Regions from separate parts of the Homo sapiens genome. Here region 1 is linked to region 2. A link is an interaction called in ENCODE POLR2A ChIA-PET data of the cell type or tissue named here. Cell type or tissue: HepG2. All regions are shown on one strand.

The links. Peaks named below come from ENCODE experiments on the same cell type or tissue, not always from the same donor. Only the 100,000 strongest peaks of a DNase experiment are listed, where the experiment ranks them.
Region 1: POLR2A ChIA-PET joins it to region 2 with 8 read pairs; 1 of 35 experiments calls an interaction of 5 or more read pairs at or near these places.

What each region holds. Positions count from the first base shown.
Region 1 is chr1:47,832,492-47,836,491 of GRCh38, forward strand. The region is part of intron 2 of TRABD2B (TraB domain containing 2B); the gene reads right to left. Among named protein-coding and RNA genes, the nearest start is that of LINC01738, 150 kb to the left of the region's middle. In HepG2, no CTCF peak of the experiment used is centred here; a DNase peak (open chromatin) is centred at 2,127.
Region 2 is chr1:47,916,629-47,920,628 of GRCh38, forward strand. All of the region lies in intron 2 of TRABD2B (TraB domain containing 2B), which reads right to left. Among named protein-coding and RNA genes, the nearest start is that of TRABD2B, 79 kb to the right of the region's middle. In HepG2, a CTCF peak has its summit at 3,013; DNase peaks (open chromatin) are centred at 1,743, 2,063 and 2,963; H3K4me3 peaks cover 832 bases.

The DNA.
Region 1 (4,000 bases), 84 kb before region 2:
GGCTTAGCAAATATTTGTTAGTGGATAACTAATAGGTACCAAAGCATTTACAAATTTAAATGGCTATAATTCTTCCTTCCTCTCTCCCTTTCACAGTCTTCTGCAGGTGCTGAAGGGCTGCACTGTGACTATCAGGAAACCCTAGTTAAGTCCCAATAATTTTATAATAGTAGGGACTAACATTACTTGAGCACCTGCTGTCTACAAGTCTTGACGCTGGGTGCTAGGGGCACAGAGAAGAATCTGGTAGTTTCTTTGTTCTTTTTATATTTGGTGTGGTTAGGGAGACACAGTTGCAAATAGTCACTAGCTATTTGGGGCTCTCAGAGTGGGGCAGGGGGAGGCACGGGAGCTTGTGAGGACCTGGGAAGGCACCTAACTCTGCTTTGAGGAGCTGGGAAGGCTTTGTAACTCCCTGAAAAAGTGACCCTCCACCTGGCTGTCACAGTCATAGGCTCCTAGTCTCAGAGGGTCCTTATTTAATAAGATCCTCCTGTTTATTTTACAGCCATAGAAATTCAGACCATATAAATTGTGTGGTAAGTGGCAGAATTCATTAGGATTGACTCCCAGGCTTGTAACCCCTTGAAACTTGTATTTTAGCAAATCAGAATTCATTTAAACACAGATGCTTGGACCAGGCAATGATGTAGTCAGCACTGATGACTGGAATCCCAGGCTCTGTGGGGGATGGTGGCAGAGAGGTTCTGAGCCAGGGAGTCTTGATCTGACTCCTGATTTGCCAAGGAGTTCTGAGTCCAGATTTACCTGACCCTGGGCTCTTAGGTAGCAGGGGAAAGGACATGTTACAGGTGAGAAGAAGATGTGGAGTTAAGATAAAGTCTCAGGTCCTACCTGGCTGAGCAGGTCAAAAGGTGCAGCCTTGAAAAGAGGTTGAAATTTAAAAACTAAAACCAACTTTCCCAGATAGGGCAGTAGCATTTGGTTGAGTTAAGATAACCATGACCCTGGTCAAAGATCTGGCTGGGGAATGATCATTGGCAGAAGAGGTTGTCAGGAGACAGAAGATGCTGGGATGGGTGAACACATGCCTAGTCCTTCCCTCTTGGTAGCTGGAGTAATCTGGAGTCTCACTGCCTCTAGTAACATTTACCTGTTTTTCAGTCTACCTTAATCATGCCCTTCTGAGGGCTTCTATGACCCTTATAATACCCATACCTTTTGCCACTTAGTAGATCTTCAGGACATTGCCTTCTGCATTCTCTTACATCCAGCTTGCCCTTTCACACCTGTATATCCTGCCTCCTGGCAAAAGTGGAAGGAGTTGGATATCAGTGAACCATTTGGTGGACTAAGGACCTCTGAAAATTCTCCCCTTCATAAAGCAACAAGAACACAGACAAAAATGGTCAGAATAAGCTTTTTCAGAACTCTGGAAATTAACCAAAGGCTTGCGGGATTCCAGGGAACATTAATCAGCAAAATCTCAGTAAAAACAGTAAGCTTTGTGGCATTTTAACTTGCCCTATTACCCATACGCCTTCTGCAGTATCCTTGAAAACCAACACCTGCAATCCCAGTGAAAACCAGCAGCCTGGCAGTCACTGGCAAAGGAAAAACTGGGTTGGAGCTCCTTCAAAATCCCATTCCCAGACAACTATCACTGTTTGACCCATCTGATGGTTCTCTGGAAGATCCTACCCTCAATGCTGTCTGTATTTGATCTGACCTAAAGCTTGCTTTGTGCTAACAGCATTTTCCCCAGGGGCGTTTGTTGCAGACAATCAGAGTCAAATTTTTGAACATCACAGCAGCCTGAGGCATTCGAAAACAGCTGGATCATACAAGAGACTAACCAAAAAGCTTTAAAGGAAAAGCTAGGAAATAAGATGTCCACATGGGCTCTGAGAAGCTCCAACATATTCCTGAGAATCTAGAAGGCTGCATGCAAGCATAGGGCTGTGTAAATGCCCAGAGCTATGTACATGCTCAGGAAAGACCTGAGAAGGCTCTAAGCTCTCACCTCTGCTAACCTTGAGGCTTTAAAACAGGAAGTGCAGGCTAAGGCAGAGTTGTAAACTGCATGGATGGGTGTTAAGGATGTGCTCCAACACACACACACACGCGCACACACACACACACACACACACAGAGCCCTTCAGCAAAGACTGAGGGACTTACTGGTTCCAGACGTTTAAGTAAATCTCTGTCTAATCATTAGCTGATCACAAAGCTAACTGAGCAGAGACTTCAATGGCTTTACAGACTTTACAGAATTAGTTCAGAAAAGTCATTAATTAAATAGTGACAACAAACAGCAAAGGCAACAACAAATCCTGAGAAGGGAAGAGAATCTGATTTCCAGATTTGCCACATTATATTCTTTTAAGTGTCAAATTTTCAACAAAAATATTACTAGAAATACATAGAAACAAGAAACTATGAGCCATAAATAGGAGAAAAAAGCAGTTAATAAGGAGTATCTTTGAGGAAGTCCAGAAGTTGGACTTACTAGGCAAAGACTTTAAATCAGCTATTTTAATATGATCAAGGAACTAGGAAACCATGTCTGAAGAACTAAAGAAATGTATGAGAATTATGCCTCATCACATATAGAATAGTAATAAATAAACAGAAATTATTTTAAAGAAAGAACCAAATAAACATTCACATATTGTATAGTTGAAAAGTACAATAACTGAAATGAAAAATTCACTAGAGGAGCTCAAAATATTTCAGCAGGCAGAAGAATCAACAAATTTGAAGATAGGCCAATTGGGATTATTCAGTCTGAGGAACAAAAAGATAAAATAATTTAAAAAATGAACAAACATGGCACACCATCAAGTGTACCAACATATGCATACTGGGAGTTCAAGAAGGAAAGGAAAGAAAGAAGGATAAAGGATTTTGATGAAATAATGGCTGAACACTGCCAAAATTTGATTTAAAAACATTAATCTACACAACCAAGAAGCTCAGTGAACTCCAAGTAGGATAAATTCAAAGAGATCCACACCCAGACATATCATAATCAAGCTGTCAAAAGCCAAGGACAGAAAGAACCTTGAAAGGAGCAAGAGACAACTGAACCATCATACAGCTCAGTAAGATTAATGGCTGATTTCTCAACAGAAATCATGGAGGCCAGAAGGTGATATATTAAAAAGTGCTAAAAGGAAAAGAACGTCAATGAAGAATTCTATATCCAGCAAAACTATCTCTCAATAACAAAGAAGAAATTAAGATATTCTCAGATGAACAAATATTGAGATAATTTGTAACCAACATACCTTCCCTTCACTAAATGCTGAAGTGAATCATTTAGGCTGAAATGAAAGGACACTAGACAGCGACATAAACCCAGGAAGAAATAAAGGGTACCAGTAAAGATAACTATGTAGGTAAGTATAAAAGACAGTACAAATGAAAAATGAATTTTGAAGGGTTCTGGTTCTTAGTTCATTTCTTCATTTGTGACTTTTTTCCACTGTCTGATTTAAAAGGCATAAAAGCAGTTATAAATCTATACTGATGAGGTACAAGGATGCAATTTGTATGACAATAATGGCACAAAGGAGGAGGGAGGAAAAGGAGCTACACAGAAAAAGTTTTTATATATTATTGTCATTAAGTTGATATTAATATGAATTTATAATTCTCGGGGCAACTACTAGGAAAACTAACTCAAAATGCAAGTAGTCATAGACCTGGGTTCACATGAAAAAGCTGTCATTTCAGTCTAGATGACCTTGGGCAAGTAATGCCCCATTTTTGAATCTTAGTTTCCTTATCTTTCAAATGGGGATAACTATGGACAATCCAAGGTTTACCTATATCCCTAATAAGGTAATGAGTGTGCCATGCATGTCAAAGAGAAGAGACTGACCTCCAGTGGACTGTGGGAGGCCACCCTGGTGGCCTGGCCTGAATCTTGCCCCTCAGCCTTCTTAGCTGTGTGGCTTGGGGCAATCATTCAACTTCTCAGGGCCCCAGTTCCTTCTTTTGTGCAAAGGAGAAACAACAGCCCCTCATCTAG
Region 2 (4,000 bases):
TCTGCACATTGGCTGAATGACAAGAAAATCCACACAGGTGGAGAAGGGCCCATTAGGGAAGCTGCAGGACATGGGCCAGCAGTGGGCAGGGTCAGACTGGGGGGGCTTGCACCCCCTCTTCTAACGCCTTCCCACCTGGCTCTTCTCCTTCTCTATTCAAACCCACTTCACAGTTGCCTTCTCTTGTCTCTTTTCTTCTCCCCATTCTGTTTCACACCCTCCCCAGTGTATGAACTGACTGTGATCCTGAGAGGCACAGTCGAGAAAGCTCCAACTATGTCTCAGGCACTAGCCAAAGCACTGTACACAGTTTAACGTTTGCACTTAAAACTGTTCTATGAAGCAGGTACTGTTTTCCCGTCTTGCAGATGAGAAAACAGACCCTGAGAGGTTAAGTGATTTGTTCAAGACCACGCACAGCTCCTGCAGAGCAGGGTCAGAGACGCATCCAGACCCAACAGATGGTGTTCAGGTGTCATGGACCAAGTCCAGCACGCAAGGACGGGCTCCAGGACTCCCCTGGAAGTTGGTGGGCCACAGAGGTGAGAAGAGAGAGTTCCACAGGCCCTGGGCAGGCAGTCCAGATAGGCCAGGAACCCCGGAAACCCTTAGAAAGTGAGTCTGAAATGCTGGGTGCTGAAGTCCAGGATGCTCCACTGAGATTCTAGCCTATCTTTCCTGCCACAGTGAATATCCATTCCCTCATATCTGCGGATGGGTGGGCGTCAGGCAGCAGGCTGAGAGGCTATTACCTCTGTCACTCATGGGACACTCCTCCCAAGTTCTAATGGGCTAGAAACCAGAGTTCTTGGCCAGGTGCAGTGGCTCACGCCTGTAATCCCAACACTCTGAGAGGCCAAGGTGGGAGGATTGCTTGAGCCCAGGAGTTTGAGACTAGCCTGGGCAATATAGTAAGGCCTTGTGTCTATAAAAAATAAAATAAAAAAAAAAAGCCAAGCATGGTGGCATGTGCCATGTGCCTGTGGTCCCAGCTACTTGGGAGGCTGAGGTGGGAGGATCCCTTGAGTCCAGGAGTTTGAGGCTGTAGTGAGCTATGATTGCACCACTGCACTTCAGCATAGGTGACAGAGTGAGACACTGTCTCAAAAAAGAAAAGAAAAAAAAAAGAGCAAGAGAAACTAGTGTTCTCACCTCCCTCTTGTCTTTTCCTGAACAAATACTCCCGGATTCTTTATGATCTATGACATGCATGTTGGCCCGCAGGCGTGTGCTGCTGGGGAAGGGCTTTAGACTCAGGTTGGCTGGGTTTGGTTGGTTGTTTTCATGAAGAAGTGCTCTTTCCCATTACAAAGCCTCTTAACATGTGCTGTCCTGTCTCATTCTTGCAACAGTTATTATTCCCATTTTGCATTTGGAAGAGCTGAAGGTCAGAATAAAGTAATCTAGCAGTCAGAGGTGCTACCTGGATTTAGAAAAGAAAGCCTCCTATGTACTCTGCTTTTAAGGCCCAGTCAGAACATCACCTTCACTCTACAGCCTGCTGTGGTTCCTTGAAGTGCCCTGAGTGGACCTGAGACCCTGGCAGTACCACACTGCATGGAAGGCAAGGGTTCACCTGTCTGTCTCCGTGGCTGGGCTGTGAATGCTTTATGTGTCTGCATAGCCAGCTCCTTTCTGGCAGTCCTGCACATGGCAACTGTGCTACAACTGTGTAGCAAGTAGATGAATAGGAAAACATTAGCCACCATATTTGGAGAACAGACTGTCTGTCAACAATGGTGACACAGAGAATGTGACCCACCCTCCGAGTTACATGCTATTAGCCACATTTTACAGAGAAGAGAACAGGCTCAGAGGGACCTGTCCAAGATCACATAGCTAGTACGCAGCACGGCAGAATCTGAATCCATGTCTATCTGATTCCAAACACAGTGGCCTTCACTGCTCTCCTGCCCATAAAGAAATTCTTGTTGAGTTTATGAATACCCCCTCCCTCCTTCTCTTCCTTTCCTCCAACTCAGGCAAGCAGGGGTAGAGGAGACCACGTGGAACTGTGCACCCAGATAATAATCAGGAAGCCTGGCCATAAGCCAAGACGGGGACGGAAAGAAAGGACTCCAAGCTCTTCCTGCCCAGCCAGACTCATACCATTCTATGCCTCCATGCAGACTGGGGAAAATCAGCGACCAAGGTCCAGAGTCAGGGCTAGAGGTAAACATATCCAAGAACTCGATCTGAGCCACAGTCTGGGCTGTGGTTCCTTCTGCCTAGGCTGACCAAAAGCCAAGGGATTTGGGAAGCTCAGCTCTAAGTGGCCCCAGAAAACCACATCAGGAGCTAACAGATGTTCCTTCCTCCTCTCTCACCTGGACAATCCTTGCTCATTCTTACAGGCCCTGTTGGGATGTCACTCCTCTGAGGTGTCTCCTTGGAGCTTAGTCACTCCCTCTTGGGCTCCCGCGGTCCGCCAAGCTGCCTACTGTACAATCATTGTGTGTTGTGGTCATCTGCTTTATTATAGGTCTCCCCAGTTCGTGCAGGCAGAGTGCTCTGTGCTTGTTAAATGAGTAAAGGAATAAATGGGTCAGTGAATAAGTGAATGAATAGACAATTATCTGAACAAATGAAAAGGGAAGTAAATAAATGTACAGATGGGAAAATAAAAGAGAGTGAATGGAGTAAGTGGTGGCTGGCTGGGCCAGTGAATGAACTGCATGCGCTCAGCCCTCCCCATGGTGAGCTATCCAAGGAGACTGAAACATCTCTTAGCCATAGAGGGCTCCAGAAATCTAAGGGGAGCCAAACAGCAAAGTCTATCTTAAAAGCTGCCTGGAGCTGTAGTACTATCCCTGTTGGGGGTAACAGGAAGCAGAGAGGAGCTTCCTGCCTTCAAATCTCTCCAAGGGAAGCTGGAAAAAGCAGCTCCGCTGCTGGTTGGGTTCCACCTTATCTGCTGGCTGACTGTGGGGAAATCAGCACCTCTTTATGGACTTTGGTCTCCCCATCTGTAAAATGAGAGGATTGGACTGGACTAGACAGTTTGTGAGGACCATCTAGTGGAGCAATGCACAGGGCAAGAGTTCTAAGGAGGACATCACTCAAGGGAAGAGAACTTGCATGCCCATGTCAGTTCCTGTGCCTGAGCTGGGTCACTGCTCCAGTCAGCTCCTGTCATGCCCTTCCAACAAGGCATGCTAAGTGCACAGCACTGCATGTCAAGTGCTCAGAAGGAGGGATATGGTAGGGCTTCCTGGAGAGGGGGGTGCTGGTGCTGGGGCAGGAAAGAGAGGGAGGATGTAAATAGGAGGAGAGGGGTTGAGAGGGCTCCTGGATGTCGCACTGAGCATTAGTGATTGTTCCTTTAGGTAATGGGACAGGAGATGAAAGAGATCTGGGAACAGACCTGCCTCAGCTTCCTGTACAGACTTTACACAGAAAGCTCAATTACCTTTGGAGACATTGGTCTGCTACTTTCTAGTTGTGTGTGAGACTTTGGTACATGTATAGTAAGATGAGACTCATTATGGCACCTGTATCATAGGGTTTTCCTGAGGATCGAGTGGTGGATGATGCCCAGTGCCTGGCAGAGTACTCAGTGGCTCTGTGAATCAGAGGCAGGTGTTATAATTATTCTTGTACAGTGAAGGCAGTGAAATTCAGAGAGGGGAAGTGATGTGCCCAAAGTCACATAGCAAGTCAACCCTAGATTTCTGGATGTCCTGTCCCTGGCTTAATCCCCGTCAAATTAGAGGTCAAGAGGGCTATAGGTTTAAGACCATGGCCTCTCCTGTCCTCAAAATGATGCATGACCTAGACCATGTGACTCTGAATCAGAGCACTTTCCATCCAAAAGAGTATTTCCCCATTCAAGGTGGCCCTGGGGAGGCTGGGTGTTTTCCCCTGGGGGCAGCCCCACTGGCTCTGCCCTGGGTTGCTGCCTCTTTGGAAGCCACTCTGGAAGCTGAAAAGCATTCTTTAGCATGGCTCTGAAGTGGGGAAACCTTGGTCTTCTGAGCTGGAAGCAGCCAAGATGTGCAGT